2 separate regions of the Homo sapiens genome follow, and region 2 is linked to region 1. Evidence: chromatin contacts called from ENCODE Hi-C or POLR2A ChIA-PET data. All regions are on one chromosome and are shown on one strand. The core of a region is the stretch at or near the end of the contact, and the rest is flanking DNA. Distances in the headings are between cores, read along the strand shown. Region 1 overlaps DLGAP4 (DLG associated protein 4). Region 2 overlaps KIAA1755.

Region 1 (3,976 bases), core at 833-3,332:
TCATTTTATAGATGGGAGAAATTCAGACCCAGGAGCTTAAGTCATACACTGAATGAAGGCTGATTCCAGGGATTCCTAACCTACTGGCAGTTTCTGTCATAGCAGGTATTTTGAAGGGGGCAGGGTAGCAAGTATCAGCTGATCTCCTATTCTGAGGATGGATTTATCATCTCAGATGGGAGCTCTTATGCAGCTAGACTTCCCAGACGAAGGTGTTTTACTTCCAGACTTTGCTGTCTGAAGCCCTGGTGTTAGTCCTCACAAGATTTCCCGTGTGGCTAGGCTGTGTGAACATTCTCATTTTGTATTTCGCTGTTTGTTGATAACAATTCTCCGGAGGTAGGGGGGTAAAAAAGACCAGTGGCTCACGCCTGTAATCCCAGCACTTGGAAGACCAGGGTGAGATGATGGCTTGAGCCCAGGAGTTTGAGATCAGTCTGGGCAACATAGTGAGACCCTGTCTCTACAAAAAATTAAAATTAAAAAAATTAGTCAGGAGCAGTGGTACATGTCTGTAGTCCTAGCTACTCGGGAGGCTGACGTGGGAGGATCACTTGAGCCCAGGAAGTTGAAGCTACAGTGAACTATGATCACACCCTGTACTCCAGCCTAGGTGACAGAGTGAAACCCTGTCTCTAAACAAAAAGTTGGCTGGGCACGGTAACTCAACGCCTGTAATCCCAGCACTTCAGGAGGCCTAGGTGGAAAAATTGCTTAAGCCCAGGAGTTCTAGTACAGCATGGGCAACATAGTGAGACCTCATCTCTACAAAAACTAAAAAAATTAGCCAGGCATGGTGGTGCACCCCTGTGGTTCCAGTTACTTGGGAGGCTGAGGTGAGAGGATTGCTTGAGCCCGGGCTATCAAGGCTGCAGTGAGCTGTGATCATACCACTGCACTCCAGCCTGGATGACAGTGAGACTGTCTCAAAAAAAAAATGTTGAACTATGAATGTCATGCACACAAAGATGATGTGTGGTATCACGTCCAGAACTGGATGTAAAGTAGAAGGGCAAAGAGCGTCTCAGGCCCGGTAGGAATCTTAAAAGTCACACCCATGGGGACTTCAGTTTCCTCCCTGGCATCCATCCTGCCTGTGTCTAGCCTGGCTGGCCATTTTCTAGGTCCTTCTTCCATCTTTGGCCAGCTCTGCTTCTTAGAAAGCTCCTCTTTATAATTAGTCAAAATTTACTTCCATTAACAATCCCCACCTTCCTTTTCCCCTCTGATTGTAGTGTGACCCTCTGGGGCTACATGTGTATTTGACAGTCTTTTAGGTATTTGAGGACAGTAGCCATGCCCTTTTAAATTGTCTCTCTTCTCCAGGGTGACCATCCTAGCCTCTCCAAGCCATCCCTCACTTTACGCTAAGCACAACTTTTGGTGCATATGTGTCACACGCCCCGTTTGTGACAAGTCCGTCCCAGACACACTAATCACTTGTTGAATCAGTCCTGGGCTTTCTCATGCAACTCCATATGGCTGCCACAGTGCCCAGTCAGTGGAGGAGGCTTTTCATTGTCATCTCCACATTTCTATGGGTTTCTTGAGGACAAGGACTACTCATTCTGGGTCCCTAGTGGCTGGCACTGTGCATGGCTTTCCCTCTGTAAATAAGCATTTGCTGGAATGGGGTGGAGTTGAGACTTCTCCCTGTGTGGATCACCTTCTGTCTTCAGGTTCCAGTTTGACGATATCCCTTGCCTGGAATTACCTATGATACCCTCAGTATTATCCAGAGTTCAGTGGGGACTGCGCCCTCTCTGGTCCTGTGACTTTCCTGTAACAGTGCATCCTCAGTGTCTGTGGTCAGCTGACGTCACTAAGCCATTTTTCCACATATGCCGCTTTTCTTGTGTAATTGTCTTACTTGGGTTCCCAAACTCAGGGTCTTAATATAAGCTCTGAGGGAAAAAAAATCCCTCTGTTTTTCTGTGTCTCTGTCCCCCGGGTGTGCCTGGCACAGAGACAGGCAGCATTACCTCTGCTGACCTGAAGTGAACTCACGGTTTTCCCCATTCAGTCCTGCACTATTCGTCTCATCCCAACTCTAGGCTGCCGAGGGATCTTGGCTCCTACTCCTGTCACCTGATATGCCACCTGCCACTCCAGGCCCAGTGAATGAGCTTGTTAACACTGCCTTTCTATTCTGGGATTCGCTTGGTCATTCAGAATGGTGAAAGAGGCCAGCAATCGAGGTGCACAGGGCCTGGCAGCGTCTGGCTTTGCACACTGGACACACAGCCTATGACAGTTGGTGAAAGCCGGGCTTTTGTGACCTATCGCCAGGGTTTGAAGTCAGCCCTCCATTGACATCAGCCCTCCAGAAGTGAGGGTAGTTTTTTTGAGGCTCTTTCCAAGTAATACTTCCCAGGCTGGGCTCTGGGATCTTAGGGCTTTGGAAAGGTAGCAGCAAAGCTCGTATGATACAGCCAGTATTTGAAAAGCCACATTTTGCATTCTCTACCCTCAGTCCTTCACCAGACCAAGCGGGCTGCACATGTCAAGTTTTTGCACTGGGCTGGAGCCGAGGCAGCTTTGTAACTGGGCGGTTTCTCCTGCTTACTAGCACCTGCTTCTCGTGGGTTGTTTTTTTGTTTTTGTTTTTGTTTTTTTGAGACAGGGTCTAACTCTGTTGTCCAGGCTGGAGTGCAGTGGCATGATCTTGGTTCACTACAACCTCTGTCTCCCGGGTTCAAGTGATCCCCACACCTCAGCCTCCTGAGTAGCTGGGATTACTGGCATGAGATACCATGCCCGGCTAATTTTTGTATTTTTAGTAGAGACAGGGTTTCACCATGTTGGCCAGGCTGGTCTCAAACTCCTGACCTCAAGTGATCCCCCTGCCTCAGCCTCCCAAATCGCTGAGATTACAGGCATGAGCCACCATGCCCGGCCAAATGGTTATAGCTTTGATAAACAACAAGATCGTGATTTAGTAACAGTAGCTTGGGCGCTACCATCTCTTTAAAGCTTGGATTCCTAGGGATGATGGTAATAAGGTGTCCAGGGTGGGCTGGGGCAGGGACCACTGAGCAGAGCTCTTGGCAGAGCAGACTCTGCAGGTGGGTCTCTGAGGATAAATAAAATGATGTTTGTGGCAGATTCCAATACATAATGGGTGAGGAGTGGATGGTTCCTGACAGGCTGCTTACTGGATATGGCTGCAGTGGTAGTAGAAATGGTTTTTCAGAAACTACATGCTATTTGGACATACTATTTGGAGGTCAGTGGTCAGGGGCTAGAGGAGGCAGAGCTCAGCTACGGGAGGATGCCTCCCTGAATGCCCGGAACTGGTGTTCTCCAGGCTGGGGGGAAACCAGGAACATTCCCACACTCATAGCCCCAGGCAAGGGTCCCTGCTCTGCTGCCAGATCCTCAGCTCATGCATTTGCCTTCCTGGTCCTTTTTTATGTGTACTATGAGAGAGTGAATTAGTCTGGTAGGTCTCAGAATAACATGTGGGAATTCTGTACAGAGAAAAAAGGGGAAATGGGGCTGTTCTGAGGGACCTGGGGTGGGGTGAGAGTCCAAAGAGCCTTCCTCAGGCCCCCTTGGGAATCCCCAGAACCAGACTCAGCCACGCTGGAGAAGTCCTAAGTGGCTGGGAACCCATGTGAGTGGTTCCGGTGTTCCTGGTGAGAGAGTCAGAGCATGTGGGGCCATGTGTCTGGAAGCAGGACCTGAAGGAGGACAGTGGACAGGCAGCATGGGCACCTTAGCCATGTGCTGGGGTTCTGCACCAGCGGTCACCAGGCCCCTGTCCTCATGGTCAGCAGAGCCAGAGCTGCCACCCTCTAACCCACTCAGGAAATAGTCAAACCCTGCCTGAAGACCCCAGGAATAAAGGGCCCATTTAGGCCCTTTTAGGCCCTGACTGGGGAACTGGCCTGGCCAGGATCTCAGCCAGGCTCTGGCAGGTGGCACCTAACTCCCAGCCCTGGAGGCCGTGGCTAAAGAGCAGCTAAATGCACTG
Region 2 (3,944 bases), core at 176-2,675, 1.7 Mb after region 1:
GTTTGAGGAACCGGCAAACTGCTTGCCAAAGTAGTTGCACCATTTTACATTGCCACCAGCAGTGTATGAGAGTTCTGATTTCTCCACATCTTCACCAACACTTGTTATACGTCTTTTTATTATAGCCATCTTTGTGGATGTGAAACAATATCTCCTTGTGGTTTTGATTTGCATTTCCCTGATGGCCAGTAATGTTGAATATCTTGTCATGTGCTTATTGGCCATCTGTACATCTTCTTTGGAGAAAAGCCTATTCAGGTCCTTTGTCCAGTTTAAAATTTACTATTATTAATAGTAGTATTTAGCTGTGAGAGCTTTTTACATATTATTGATACAGAATATTATCTTTTATGGGCCCACACTTGCAACTCTCTTCCAAGGTCTGCCCTGGAGCTACCAGACTCTGCTTTGTGCCACATGATTCTGCAGAAAGCCTGAAGTGCCTTGGAGGTGTAAAATGTCCTCCAGAGTTCCCCCACGCAGTCAGGCAGAGGCAGGGACTTGGTCTGAAATTGCACCTTGGCTTCCCTCCCTTCCCTGTTCTGCTTGCCTTTCTGGTTTCTCTTGTGATCACCTCTTCAATGAATCACCTGTACCTGAATCCTCACCCCTAGGTCCACTTCTGGGGAACCTGACCCCAGAAAAAGCTTGGAATGGCTGAGGAAATGAAAACAAGTTAGTGCTTCTGGAACTCAGAAGACATGGAGATTGAGATGAGGCTGAAGTGGAGGGCAGAGGCTGACAACACAGGCTTTGTAGATCACAGAAAGGTTGGATTTTCTATCTGGAGAGCTATGAGGTGCTACTGTTCAGGGTTAAGCGGGGCTGACATTATATTACATTTTGAAATACCCCTCTAGTTTCTGGGTGGAGAACAGATGAAGGGGATCCAAGTGACTGCAGGAAGACCACTGCGGACCCTGTTATAGTTGTCTGGGGCTAGAGGATGGAGGCTGGGATGAGGGTGAGGACGATGGAGGGAGAGAGAAGTAGAAGATAACAGAGAGATCAGGAGAGTGGATTTAGGGGTTAAGGGGAGGTTTGAGGACAACTTGCAAGTTTCCAGCCTGGGTACCTGGATGGATGGTCAGTGCACAGAGAGGGAAGCAGGACTGGAAGGGCAGGTCAGAGATTCCACATGCAAAACACCACCAGTTTTCCTTCCTGGTCTGACCTAATCCCTCCATTTCACAGATGGGGAAAGGAGGTCCTAAGGAAGTACCTGACTACCCAGAGTTCCCCAGCATGCCCCAGGCAGAGGGCAATGGGACCCCCAGAGTCCTGCCGCCTATCCAGAGCACTTACCCTACAGGGGACTCTCTGGCTCTGGCCTCAGAGAGCTATTTTCAGCTGGGGTTTGAGACGAGGCAAATTTGTCCTGGGCTGGAGGCCAATTCACAGCCCCTGGAGAACAGGACATCTCTGCTTTATGAGGTCAGACTGTATTCTGACCCCAGCCAGCCACCCTGTCTGGGTCTAAAGTGGGTGTGACAGCCACCCTGTCTGTGTCACAAGGGTGTGAGGGGCCTACCTCAAAGTGGCTGACAAAACACACGCTCATCCACAATCCTGGGTTTGGCATTGATCCAGAACCAGGCCCAGACCCTGTGCTTTCCCCTTCTTGGCCCCTTTCCTGGCTGTGTGACCTTGGGCAAGTCATTGCCCCTCTCCAGGCTTTAGTCTTCCCATCTGTAAAATGGGGCCATCTCAGAGTATGACTTCTGTGACCCAAAGGGTTGTAGTAAATATCAGATGGGAAATAGATGGACAAAAAGTGCTTTGCGAACTGTAAAGTGCCTAGACTTCTATTGGGGCTCAGTCCTATGTCTGCCCCACATCACTGCCCAGCAGTGAAAAGTCTTTTCAAAGCTTTGTTCCTTCACAAGATGGCTACTCCTCTGGAAAGGAAGAAGTCTTGGTGTGGAACACAAGGATCCAGAGATCTTATTTTCCTGACCCAGCAGGCTTGGCAAATCCAGTGGACAGATGGAAAAACTGAGGAGCACCTATCTACTCAGAGGCACTAGGCTGTTAAGCCTGGATTCAAAAGCAGGGCTCTCCAAGATGAGAAAGATCCTCATCCATCCAACGCCTCCATTGGAAAGATGGGGTAAACTGAGCACCAGAGAGAGGAAGCAACCTGCCTCGGGTGACCAGGCCATCAGCAACAGGGCAGAGTGGCACCTGAAGTGCCTGACTTCCAGGCTGTGCTTCTCTTTCTGTCTCTTGCCTACCAGCCCCTTGAGCTTGAAAAAAGTGTTCCCATCACAGTGGGATGTTGACAGTCACATCACTGGCTGACTTGGGGTTCCTTGAAAGCCCATCTTCTTCCACCACAGCAGGCTTCAAACTTTGTTTAAAAATCCCATGGAGGGGCACTGTGGCCTCTGCCTCCTCAGAGCAGTCTCTCAGGGGCTGAGGCTTTGCTGATTCAAAGCTATGTCATCACTCGCAGGGAATCTCTGGGGGAGGCCATGCCATGCCATGCCCCTACTGTGGGCATATTTGGGCAAAGTCAATAAACTAGGCCCAGATCAAGTCCAGCTCTGCCCCTCACTGTGGCACTGGGCAAGGTACCTCCAAATCTCTCTGAGTTTCAGCTTTGTCCTCAGTAAAATAGGGTGGAATCAGTCCTCATAATGTTGTAAAAAAAATTCAACAAGCCCTGTAAAGCTTTTAGAGGATTTAGCTCAAAGCTAGGCACAAAGAAAATGCAAAAGAAATGTTAGCTGTTATTATTCGATATTTTTATACATTGTTACTCATTATGACATTTCATTTCTGCATTCCCTTCTTCCCCAGGGGATGCAGTGAGGGGAGAGATTGTTGGGGTACAGTTCTTTCTGGGGACAGAGGGATGCACAAGGTAACCTTGGGGACTCCTCCCGCCCAAGTATTCTTAGATTACCTGTGCCCGCTTTGCCCCCCTTCCTTCTAGCAGTAGCTGTGGTCTCTCACAAGTCAGTTTCCATCCCAGCACCCCAGTTTCTGTGGCTCCCTGCCTGTGGTACCCACTGGCTGGATGCTGTTGCTATGGCAACAGCATTTTAAAAGCCGTCGGCCCTCTCTGAGGCAACAGGCATGGATGGAGATGGGCTGATCAACGCCTCTTGCATCTTTGGGCCTGTCTGGATGGAAGGCAGGGAGGGGAATGCAAGAATCAAACCTGGCTTTGGGTGGAGGACTCAGGCCCCAGCCCCGGGTGTTCCCCAAATGCACCCCCACTTTGCTGAGTCACACAGGAAGAGCACTTGGCTACAAACGCAGATTCCAGCCACCTGCCAGCACCAAGAGTCTATTTTAATGTCTGGGGTAGGATTCCCTAGGAAGCCTTTTGACCGGCTCTGCTCATGGCTCTGAGGCAGGCAGGCCCTAGACCACACCTGGGGAAGTCTTCAGTCTTGGAAGATTCCTGAAGCCATTTTAGGTATCAAGTGTGTGACTCTTGGCTGAGACAGCTCCTGAGAAGCCCTAGTTGTCCTCCTGTGCCTGGCCCAGGCCTGCCTCTCTCCCCTTCACAGCCTCATTGTGGGGGACCTGTGCCCCACAGCCTCTTTCTGGAGCCAGGAAAATTCAGAGCTAGGTGACCAAGAGGCCACTTCAGTAATGCATCCTACTGCAGAGGTAAGGCAAACACTTTCAGCTTAATGACACTCCAGAGAGGCGCTGGCAGGGGCCACTCTGGCCAGTATGAAGGGTGGGGCTTCTGGATGCTCCATCTAAGATCCGACAGATAGGCCCCTTCCCACGGTCCCCAACCACCAGGACCCAGCTGCCCACAGAACCCCAATGGTACTGGGCCACAGAGGCTGGGCATAGAGAAGTGGAAGTTGGGCAGGGAAGGGGACAGAAGACATTGAGTTCAGGGAGGCTTGGTGGGGAGGTGAGAGAGAGGAGGGACCTCTAAGGCGGAGAGGATTCTCTCTGGAGGACAAGGACAAGGT

The links. Hi-C counts contacts between places; a loop is a spot of excess contacts on that map. ChIA-PET counts read pairs that join two places held with the same protein, here RNA polymerase II (POLR2A).
Region 2: a map of posterior vena cava shows a loop between it and region 1 (24-fold over the local background). The contact joins two enhancer-like sites. A Hi-C loop is called at or near these places in 1 of 168 maps with a recorded cell type or tissue (posterior vena cava). POLR2A ChIA-PET finds 5 or more read pairs at or near these places in 1 of 52 experiments (AG04450).

Annotation. Positions count from the first base shown.
Region 1 is chr20:36,480,074-36,484,049 of GRCh38, forward strand. The region is part of intron 7 of DLGAP4 (DLG associated protein 4); the gene reads left to right. Among named protein-coding and RNA genes, the nearest start is that of MYL9, 59 kb to the right of the region's middle. Within about 2 kb of position 2,083, at least 14 of the 41 ENCODE cell types and tissues checked have a DNase peak (open chromatin) inside an H3K27ac peak, as active enhancers do.
Region 2 is chr20:38,207,778-38,211,721 of GRCh38, forward strand. It overlaps KIAA1755, which reads right to left. Exons shown (of 14, transcript NM_001029864.2): 14 at 2,726-3,944. Among named protein-coding and RNA genes, the nearest start is that of TGM2, 44 kb to the left of the region's middle. Within about 2 kb of position 1,426, at least 6 of the 41 ENCODE cell types and tissues checked have a DNase peak (open chromatin) inside an H3K27ac peak, as active enhancers do.